2 separate regions of the Homo sapiens genome follow, and region 1 is linked to region 2. Evidence: read pairs that join two places in POLR2A ChIA-PET (ENCODE). Cell type or tissue: MCF 10A. All regions are shown on one strand. Each heading gives the region's core, and the rest is flanking DNA. Links, peaks and the distances in the headings are about the cores only.

Region 1 (5,381 bases), core at 198-5,197, 150 kb after region 2:
GTATATATACACACGTAAGAGTTCAATTTTAAATTGAGTGGTCAGAGAAGGCCTCATTTCTAGGGTGACTTTTGGGTAAAACTATGACAAACAAAATTGGAAAAATATATTTATTGACATGGGAAGATGTTTGTCTTTTTTTTTTAATTGGGTAAAAAAAGAAAATAGATTAGAAAATAATATATACAGTATGATCCCATTTTGCTAAAATATTTATATCTGTGTGCCTTGATATATATTTGCATATTGAAACTTTCAGGAAGTATATATGCCAAAATATCATTAGTGATTGTCTCTGGATAGTGGGCTTTATGAGTGCTTTTATTTTGTTCTTTTTGCTGTCAGTATTTTCTGATTCTTTGACAATGAACATATATTTCCAGATATTTCCAGTACAGTATATGAAAACAAGTTCTTTAGGTACAAAATTTTTAAAAAGTTAACGAAGCAGGATGGAAATTAAGCAGCCCAACAGAGGGTCCTTCACATTTAAATGGCTACCCCACTTCCATGCAAAGGCAAACTTAGGGAGCCAAGGTAAGCAGGACCAGACCACATTAGAAGATTATTGAGGTCTGCTCCAAGACAGAGGTCAGTAAAGGAGAAAGACTCCATGGTTCTACATCAGCACTGTCCAATAGAAATATAATGCAAGCCACATGTAGTTTTACATTTTCTAGTAACCTCATTTAAAATGCAAAAAGAAATTATTAAACCAATTTTAATATTTTATTTAGCCCAGTATATAAAAATATTATCATTTCAACATGGAATTAATATTAAACAGTTATTAATGAATTATGTCACATTCTGTTTTTCATACTAAGTCTTCAAAATTCAGTGTGTATTCAACACTTAGCACATCTCAAGTTGGACTACTCATGTTTCAAGTGGTCAGTAGCCATGTGTGACTAGTGGCTATCATATTAAAGTGTAGCTCTAGATCATAGGTCATTATTATAGTCTGTAAAAATTTCAAAGTAGTTCCAGATCATAGAGCATTATTGTAGTCTGTAAAAATTTCAAGAAAGGAGATAAAAATAGGGATGAAACTACCAAGACGTCAAATATTTATGTCGTTTGGGGAGAAAACTTTTCTGGGAAGAACTATGAATGCCCTCACCCATTTTTACTACTTAATTCTCCTTTTCTTAACTCCACTGAGCCATTCCCTTCTTCTTCTTCTTTTTTTTTTTTTTTTTTGAGATCGCCCAGGCTGGAGTGCAGTGGCGCGATCTCGGCTCACTGCAACCTCTGCATCCCGGGTTCAATTGATTCTCCTGCCTCAGCCTCCCGAGTAGCTGGGACTACAGGCGCAGGTCACCACGCCCAGCTAATTTTTGTATTTTTAGTTGAGACGGGGTTTCACCATGTTGGCCAGGATGGTCTTGATCTCCTGACCTCGTGATCCACCCACCTCGGTCTCCCAAAGTGCTGGAATTACAGGCGTGAGCCACTGCGCCCGGCCGATTCCCTTTTATTAATACATTTTCCCGTCTTCTGGGGCACAGTATCATTGGAGTTTCACTTTTTCCAAAACTCCATGGTCCTTTGTTTATAGGTTATTACTTAGAGAGAATTATAATGGGTGAATCTCACACCATTACATACCAAATTTCAAAAAATTCATTCTCAGAGGAAAACTTATCTCTTTGATATTCTCTATGCATCAACAACAGGCAGGATAATAAATACGAGTATTCATTCATTTATTTTTTTACTTTTTTAAAAAAATAAGATTATTCATTACTGAAGATGACTCATTCAGTTATCATTTACTGAGCACAGAGTGATAGGCAAAGGGAACACAAATATAAGATGGTTCCCTGTCTTTTACAGTTTATAGACTAATAGGGAAGGATCTTACAAGTCACCATTCAAAAAGCTTTTTTTTTTTTTTGAGACAGTCTCACTCTGCTGCCCAGACTGGAGTGCAGTGGCACGATCTCGGCTCACTGCAACCTCCGCCTCACGGGTTCAAGTCATTCTCGTGCCTCAGCCTGCTGAGTAGCTGGGATTACAGGCGCACGCCACCATGCCCAGCTAATTTTTGTATTTTTAGTAGAGACGGGGTTTCGCCATGTTGGCCAGGCTGGTCTCGAACTCCTGACCTCAGGTGATTTACCCTCCTCGGCCTCCCAAAGTGCTGGGATTACAGGCATGAGTCATCGCACCTGTCCCTCAAATAGCCTTTTAAATATGTTTGCTTTTTTCTTTTTTTGAGACAGGGTCCTACTCTGTTGCTGAGGCTGGAGTATTGTGGCATGATCATAGCTCACTGCAGCCTGGAACCCCTGGGTTCAAGTGATCCTTCTGTCTCAGCGTCTGGATTAGCTGGGACTATGCCACCACACTCAGCTAATGTGTTTGTTTCTTTCATAAGGTAATTATGCCTAGTAGAAGAAGTTTGAAAGTTGGAGTGATTTTTTAAAAATAAATATGTAATGGGCTGGACATGGTGTCTCATGCCTGTAATCCCAACACTTTGGGAGGCTGAGTTGGGCAGATGGCTTGAGCCCCAGGAGTTTGAGACAAGCCTAAGCAACATAGTGAGACCTTGTCTCCACAAAAATAGAAAAAATTAGCTGGGCATAGTGGTGCACACCTGTAGTCCCAGCCACTTCGGAAGCTGAGGAGGGAGGATTGCTTGAGCCAGGAGTTTGAGGGTGTGGTCGGCTGTGATCATGCCACTGTATTCCAGCCTGGGCGACAACGACCCTGTCTCAAACAACAAAGGCAGCAAAATAAACAAGTAAATAAATAAATAATGATTGTGGAAAATTTGTAGAACATAGAAAATTATAAAGAAAATGAATCATAATGCTGTCACCCAGAGACAATTACTATTTTGGTATACTTCTTTCTAGTATTTGTTTGTCTGCTTTTATGATCATGCAATTTTGTATACGCAATTCTGCTTACCATTATATTGCAAGCATTTTTTCTTGATGTTAAAATGTTTCAAAGTCATAATGACTATATACAATTACTTCTACTTGTGTACAGTAATTTTAATGCCCACTTGGTCCTTTATCTGTATTTTTTCACTTTGATAAAAATACTTATTCTGGCTGGGCATTGTGGCTCACGCCTGTAATTCCAGCACTTTGGGAGGCTGAGGCGGGCTGATCACCTGAGTTCAGGAGTTCGAGACCACCGTGGGCAATATGGTAAAACCCCATCTCTACTAAAATACAAAAAATTAGCTGGGCTTGGTGGTGGTGCGCCTGTAGTACCAGATACTTAGGAGGCTGAGGCACAAGAATCGCTTGAGCCCTGGAGGTGGAGGTTGCAGTGAGCTGAGATTACGCCACTGCACTCCAGCTTGGTTGGGCTATGGAGTGAGACTCTGTCTCAAAAAAAACAAAACAAAAACAAACAAACAAAAAATATTTATTCACAAATTGGATTACATTTTTAGAAGAGATAAGAAATAGGATTACTGGGTTAAGAATCTCAACTTTTTTTTTTTTTTTTTGGAGAGAGTCTCCCTCTGTCACCCAGGCTGGAATATAGTGTCGCGATCTTGGCTCACTGCAACCTCCACCTCCCAGGTTCAAGCCTTTCTCCTGCCTCAGCCTCCTGACTAGCTGGGATTACAGGCGCCCACCACCACACCCAGTTAATTTTTGTACTTTTAGTAGAGACAGGGTTTCACCATTTTGGCCAGGCTGGTCTCGAACTCCTGACCTTAGGTGATCCACCTGCCTTGGCCTCCCAAAGTGCTGGGATTACAGGCCGTGAGCCACCTCACCTGGCTCTTTTTTTTTTTTTTTTTTTGAGACAGGGTCTCACTCTGTTGCCAGTCTGAAGTGCACGTAGCACCAATTATGGTTCACTGTAGCCTCAGCCTCCCAAGTAGCTGGGCAGGGACTACAGGCACACGCCACTTTGCCCAGCTAATTTTTGTATTTTTAGTGGAGAATGGGTTTTGCCATATTGCCCAGGCTGGTTTTGAACTCCTGGACTCAAGCAATCTGGCTCCCAAAGTGTTGTGAGCCACTCCGCCTGGCCTTAAGAATCTCACCATTTTAAAAGCTTTTGATATATACTGCCAAAGAATAGAAAGATTGTACTGGTTCTTGCTCCTTTTTTCCTCCCATGCCTAAGTTTTTAAAAAAAATCAGATATAGTTGTAATTATATATTATGTACAATTTTACATTCTTCTTTGGCTTAACAAAATTATTTTCGCATGTTTGTCATACTATGTAACCCTTTTAAGAGATGCATAATAATTTTTTTTGGATATAATTATAGTTTGCTTAAACTTTTGTTTATTGTTGGAATTTAGTCTTGCCATTTTTCACACATAATTTTTATGTATTAAAGCAGGCCTTATAGTAGTAGTGATCTGAGCTTTGAAAGCTGGCTTTGAATTCCCTGCACATTATTATATATATTACATAATATATATTATGTATAATATATATATAATTTTTATTTTTTCCTTTGAGACAGAGTCTTGCTGTTGCCCAGGCGATTCTCCTGCCTCAGCCTCCCGAGCAGCTGGGTTTACAGGCATGTACCACCATGCCCAGCTAATTTTTGTATTTTTAGTAGAGATGGGGTTTCGCCATGTTGGCCAGGCTGGTCTGAAACTCCTGGGCTCAGGTGATCCTCCCGCCACAGCCTCCCAAAGAGCTGGGATAACAGGTGTGAGCCACCACGCCCAGCCAGCCCTGCACACTTCTAATTAGTCCAATGACTTAGGCAAGTTTCTTCATTTCATTAAGCCTTTTTCTTTTTCCCTAAAAAAGGTTATGGTTTTGGAAATACTTTCCCCGTGGGGTTGTTGTGAGAGTCCAGTGAAATAATAAGGAGTGGTGCTTATTACAAAATCAAACGCTCAACAAAAATAGGATTCAAAGCCATTTTTAAAAATCACATTTCCTTTTGTTGGCTTGATTAAATTGGGTACCAATAAGATTAACAAATCTTGATTAGGTTAAGATTAGTATAAAAGACCTTTCTTCCAGGGTATTCAATCATTTAGAGCTTGTCTTCGGTGCTCAACTTTAGTTATCCCAGATCACTGAAGCTGAGATGGCTGATGAAGTAATTTGCAGTGAAATTTTAAGCGACTGTGACTCTGCTGCAAGTTCCCCAGATCTTGAGGTAAGGAATTGTGAGAAAAAGTGGGGGTGAGGGGAATAGTGGGGTATAATGAGTCACTTGATTTTTTGGTTTGCTAATGAGGATCTTCTCTTGTCCAAATCCCTCGGCCAACCATGTTTGTTTAACTTTTTGGTTGGGCTATATGTATCTTTCGAACTGTAGGTTAGTGTGCCCACAAAAATTTCTCTTGCAAACGTACACTGCCATTCCTTTCTTTTTAATAAATGTGTAGGACTGCTACCAAAATATGGCAGTCCTGCCTTC
Region 2 (5,381 bases), core at 241-5,240:
TAGTGACAGAGCAAGACCCTGTCTCAAATAAATAAATAAATAAATAAAATTACAAAGATAAAAGCTAAAAAAATATTGAGCTACACTAGTATAAACTAAGTGCTAGGGAACAGCCTGTCGCCCAGGCTGGAGTGCAGTGGCACGATCTTGGCTCACTGCAACCTCTGCCTCCCAGGTTCAAGTGATTCTCGTGCCTCAACCTCCCCAGTAGCTGGGATTACAGGTGTATGCCACCACACCTGGCTGATTTTTGTATTTTTAGTAGAGATGGGGTTTCACCATGTTGGCCAGGCTGGTCTCGATCTCCTGACCTCAAGTGATCCACCCGCCTCGACCTCCCAAAGTGCTAGGATTACAGGTGTGAGCCACTGCGCCTGGCCTACCATCTCCAATTTATAGGGGAAGAAAGTAGGACAATTATTATTCCTATTTTTCAAGTGGGAAAAATGACGGTATTATTATCCCTATTTTATGGATGAAGAAACTGAGACCTAGAAAGGCAGTTATTTGCCTAAATCATAGGGTGAGTTTGTTGTAGCTGGACCGGAAGCTAAATCTTCTGTCACAGCCTCCAGCTTTTCCCTGATAATAAAAGGTCTTCCTAATACACTGGGGTCAGTCTTCTATGCTGTACTTCATAGGCAATGGGAATGGTTCACAGGAGGCACTTATTGAAGAGTTGGAACACAGATCTGATTCCTTCCTTCTATTGCAGTACCACCTTCAGTGGGGATTTATAAAACATTGATATCCATTACCTTACTTGATCTCCTAAGTACTTTCTTAGGTGCAGAGGGCAGGTCATATCATTCCTATTTTACCATTGCAAAAACTGAGGCTCAGAGAGGTGAAGGGACTTTATCAAAGTCATGCACTGCATAAGTAGCAAGGCCTGGATGAGAAGCTAAGTCCTTGGACTCCTGGTCCAGACTTTCCTCCATGATTCCATGCTGCCTCCCCTCTGGAAACTGCACAACAGACACTTTTCCAGTTGGGCTTTTCAACTTGGACACTGTCTAAGTGAGACTTTCCTGGAGTGGCTTTGAAAAAGACGAACTGGGAAAAGGCTTTTCTACTTTGACTATGAACCTACCTATCTTCCTTCCTTCCTTCCTGTCTCTGTTTCTTTCGTTCTTTCTTTTTTTTTGTTTTGAGACAGTCTCACTCTGTCACCCAGGCTGAAGTGCAGTGGTGCGATCTCAGCTCACTGCAACCTCCGCCTCATGGGTTCAAGCGATTCTCCTGCCTCACCCTCCCGAGTAGCTGGGATTACAGGCGTGTGCCACCATGCCAGGCTAATTTTTGTATTATTAGTAAAGATGGGGTTTCACCATGTTGGCCAGGCTGGTCTCGAACTCCTGACCTCAGGCAATCCGCCTGCCTCGGCCTCCCAAAGTGCTGGGATTACACGCTTGGCTGTGGGTCTCACCACTCTTTCACCCAAGCTGGAGTGCAGTGGTGTGATCATAGCTCACTGCAGCCTCAAACCCCTGGGCTCAAGTGATCCTCCTGTTTCAGCCTCCCAAGTAGCTAGGACTATGGGTGTGTGCCACTATACAAAGCTAATTTTTATGTTTTTCGATGGGGGGAGGGGGTCTCACTATGTTGCCCAGGCTGGTCTCGAATGCCTGGCCTCAAGTGATCCTCCTGCCTTGGCTTCCTAAAGTGCTGAGATTACAGGCACGAGCCATCCTGCCCGGCCAACACACGTTTCTTGATGAGATATAGGAAGAAAGTTGATTACTGTGGGTTTTTTCCTCCAATGTTTTAGCTTAGACTCATTGTCTGTAAAGCCACTTAGAATGAGACGCACATCCGTCTGGTATTGCTGAGGTACTCAAGGTTAGAGTTTTAGTCCTGCTTCTATCCTCCCCAACTAATAAAGTAATCATCTTATCACGCAGATCTTCTTTAGTGAAGAATGAATTCTAGGATGCCTGGACAATGAAACCCAGTTTGGCTTGTTCTGTCAAAGAAAAACCAAGCAAATCATTTCATTAAAAAGGAGCCATGTTGTCTCAATGGGCAAGTCTTCACTAGAAAAATTGCCGGAATTGAGAAAACCCACATTTGCCGTGAATAATCACTAACTCCCCCATCTGTAGACCAATACCCATGTGACTCCCATTAAAGCATTACTCACATCTAGGCTTGTCCACACGAGAATGTTACAGCCATCAAAGAATTTCCTAAGGCATAGAATTACAGAGTTCTGATGCCCAACAGACCCTCAGATCCAAAAGGCTTTGGCCTTCCTTACTCATGCTAGCCTTGAAATCTAGCCACAGCCTCCTCCTGGGGCTTCGAGGTTTTGGCCATTTCCATGATGTCCAGAGAAAGCTAGGTGAACCTGCTTTGTGTTTCTTCCACAAAGTGGCTGAGAGGATCTCAGAGCTTTTCAGGACTAAGGGAACAGCGTGAAAGCAGGTCTGGCATGTGGGGCCCAGGCTTTGATCTTCACGCCAGGCCTGGAAGCTCACCATGCCTCTCACCCTGTTTACACTTTCCCATCGGGACTGTACAAACAGCTCCTCAGGGGTGGTAGCAGGTCAAGACTCTGACACATGCCCTGAGGAGTCAACATCTTCTGCAGATTGAGATGTGGAAGTCACTGCAGAACACTGCTCTTCTGGATTTCTTATTGAAAGCATGAAAAGGGCACTAGACTTAGAGCTGGAGGAGAAACTTTGTCCCTGCTTTGCTATGTGACCTGAATTTTTCTGAAAATCAGTCTCTTCATCTGCAGAATGGGAGTAATTGTTCCTGCCCTGCCTACCTCAACAGGGTTGTTGTGGGGAATCAAGGGAGAGGTTACATGTGAGGCACTTTATGATTTGTGAAACGCTAACAAATGTAAGGAATGGCTAGGATTTGTAGCAGTAGGGACAGAGACCAGCCCTAGAAGAATTCAATGGACTTGCTTTGGAGGCTTGGCTCCAAAACAGCACTGTACAGCCAGGACTGTGAAACATTCTCTGAGTCATTTGTCTGCTGGTCTAGGTGTAATTTGTAGATGCCGCAGGTGGGCGGGCAGCAGGTAATTGCATCTCAAAAGGTATTTATTGAGCGCCCACTCTGTACATGCTTGTTTTGGGAGGTAATTGGGAAACACTTGTTCACACATGGACTTTTAATGAAACGGATGGAGCCAACTACCAGCTACTGAAAGACAGGCATCGTAGCCTGGGGGTGGTGGGGGGCTGAGTGTTGCGCCCTCAAATAAGCCCATGAAGGACCCACATCTTGCCTCCAGCATTCCCGGCCCAACTGGGGAGCCAGGCATCCACAGTGAGAGGCTTTGTCTTCCTTGGTGGTTTTCAACTGAGAACAACTTGTCTACCACCTCAAGAAGACAGCTGGCCGTATCTGGAGACACTTTTGGTTGTCACAATGAGGGTGGGAGAGCTACCAGCACCTCGTGTGCAGAGGCCAGTAACACTGCTAAACATCCTACAATAGACAGGATAGCTTCCCACAACAAAGTATCTGGGCTTCATTGAAGTTTGAAGGTAGAACAGGGCTTCTCAACCTCAGCACTGTTACTTTTGGTTAAGCTCTAATCCCTTTCAAATTTGAGCCTGGATGATTTTTTTTTTTAAAGCTAAGCCCAAAAATGTAGTATTCATGGGAATAACTCATTTTTAAACAGAACAAAATTTTCATTGTGGTAAAGACACGTAACAAAATTTACCATCTTAACCATTTTTAAGTCTATAGTTTAGCAGTGTTAAGTATATTCACATCGTTGTGAGGCAATCTTGAATAATGATTTGTTTTTGACTGACTGCTATTATTCAATACTCACCATGTACTAGGTTATAGGATGTGAAAGTGAGACACAGTGCCTGGTTTCAAGGAACTGTGTGGAAAGGGAAGACACATGTGCACAGACACAGAACTGATACCACCACGCAGAGCAGAAGCTGCATGAGGGCTATTGCAATATATGGCAAGATTTTAATGGGTGGAAAAAAAATCACTGGCATGGGCTGTTCAGAAAAGTCTTCCTGGGAGAGGGGAGTGTCAGACTGATGCTGATGAGTGAGTAGACTCAGCTCAGCAAAGAGAAAAGGAAAAGCAACCAGCTGGTTGCTAAGCAGATCAGACTTGGCCTGAAATGGTCAGTCTTCTTACTGGATCAGTCCAACTGAAATTTCAGAACCAAAATTATTGAGTTTGTGAGTTGGGGGTGGGAACCACTAATCATCAATGGTTCCCCCCATTCTACAACATACTGATGCACTCTGGTATCTTCCAATAAATATTCATTTCTTTCTCTCCTCGAGTTAAAGGAGTGCAAGGGCTTTGTTTTATTTTTTAAATTTTTACTTTTTTTTTTGAGACAAGGTCTCACTCTGTCACCCAGGCTGGAGTGCACAATCACAGCTCACTGCAACCTCTGCCTCCCAAGCTCAAGCAATCCTCCCACCTCAGCCTCCCTAGTGCTGGGACCACAGGCGTGTGCCACCCCACCCGACTAATTTTTAAATATTTTGTAGAGGCAGGGTCCCACTGTGTTGCCCAGGCTGGTCTTGAACTCCTGGATCCAAGTGATCCTCCCACCTCAGCCTCCCAAAGTGCTGGAATTACAAGTATGTGCCACCCCACCTGGCCAGCTTTGTTTAAATACTCCACAAGAAACTTCCATTGCACAGCTAAGTAAACTGATAATTAGCTTGCTCAAGATTACAAAGATTGTAAATAGGGAAGCGGTTTGCAAACTTAAGACTATCTCTAAAGCCCATCTTTTTCTAATCAGTGGTTCCTCCCAGTCTATGGCATGCCGATGCAAATCATGGAAAAATTCACTCTAAACTTTCTGCTTTCAATATCAGGGTCCAAATACCACCTTAAGTCAACCTGACCTGTCTTTATCAGCTGCTTACTAAACACTCTCTGCAGAACTGTACTCTTAAAAAGCACTGAAGTATTTGTGCATTTCCTAAATGTACAAACAAGCACCTTTAAAACGTGGAGACAGATGAGAAAAGTAATAATTCTGCAGCAGTGGTACTCTTTCTGAGTAATCTGCTTTTGCAATGTGCAGTTCAGTGTGAGGTTGCCTGGTCCACCTTCAGACATTGTGAAACCTTCTCCCCAGAAGTGATGTCACTGCTAATGCTGAGGATATTTAAAGCAGGGAGCAAACCAATGGGAAGACATGTGACTGTGACAAAGATGAGGGATGAGATGTGATCAATAGAGCTTTTCAGCTCAAACTTCACTCATTCTATAAATAAAACAGCTTAAAATAGACTTGAGGGATTATTTTGCCTCCTAGAAATAAAATTCACCAGTGCTCAGGACAAGGCCTAGAATATAATGTGCTCGGTGAGTGTTTGTTAAAATGTGGAATAATTCTGAATCCTATGTCCAGCTGC

The links. ChIA-PET counts read pairs that join two places held together with the same protein. Peaks named below come from ENCODE experiments on the same cell type or tissue, not always from the same donor. Only the 100,000 strongest peaks of a DNase experiment are listed, where the experiment ranks them.
Region 1: POLR2A ChIA-PET joins it to region 2 with 5 read pairs; 8 of 35 experiments call an interaction of 5 or more read pairs at or near these places.

What each region holds. Positions count from the first base shown.
Region 1 is chr14:23,314,714-23,320,094 of GRCh38, forward strand. All of the region lies in intron 3 of BCL2L2-PABPN1 (BCL2L2-PABPN1 readthrough), which reads left to right. Among named protein-coding and RNA genes, the nearest start is that of PABPN1, 4.1 kb to the right of the region's middle. In MCF 10A, for the core only: no CTCF peak of the experiment used is centred there; no DNase peak of the experiment used is centred there.
Region 2 is chr14:23,169,327-23,174,707 of GRCh38, forward strand. All of the region lies in intron 1 of SLC7A8 (solute carrier family 7 member 8), which reads right to left. Among named protein-coding and RNA genes, the nearest start is that of SLC7A8, 12 kb to the right of the region's middle. RefSeq lists an enhancer at 2,708-3,209. In MCF 10A, for the core only: no CTCF peak of the experiment used is centred there; DNase peaks (open chromatin) are centred at 2,975 and 5,085.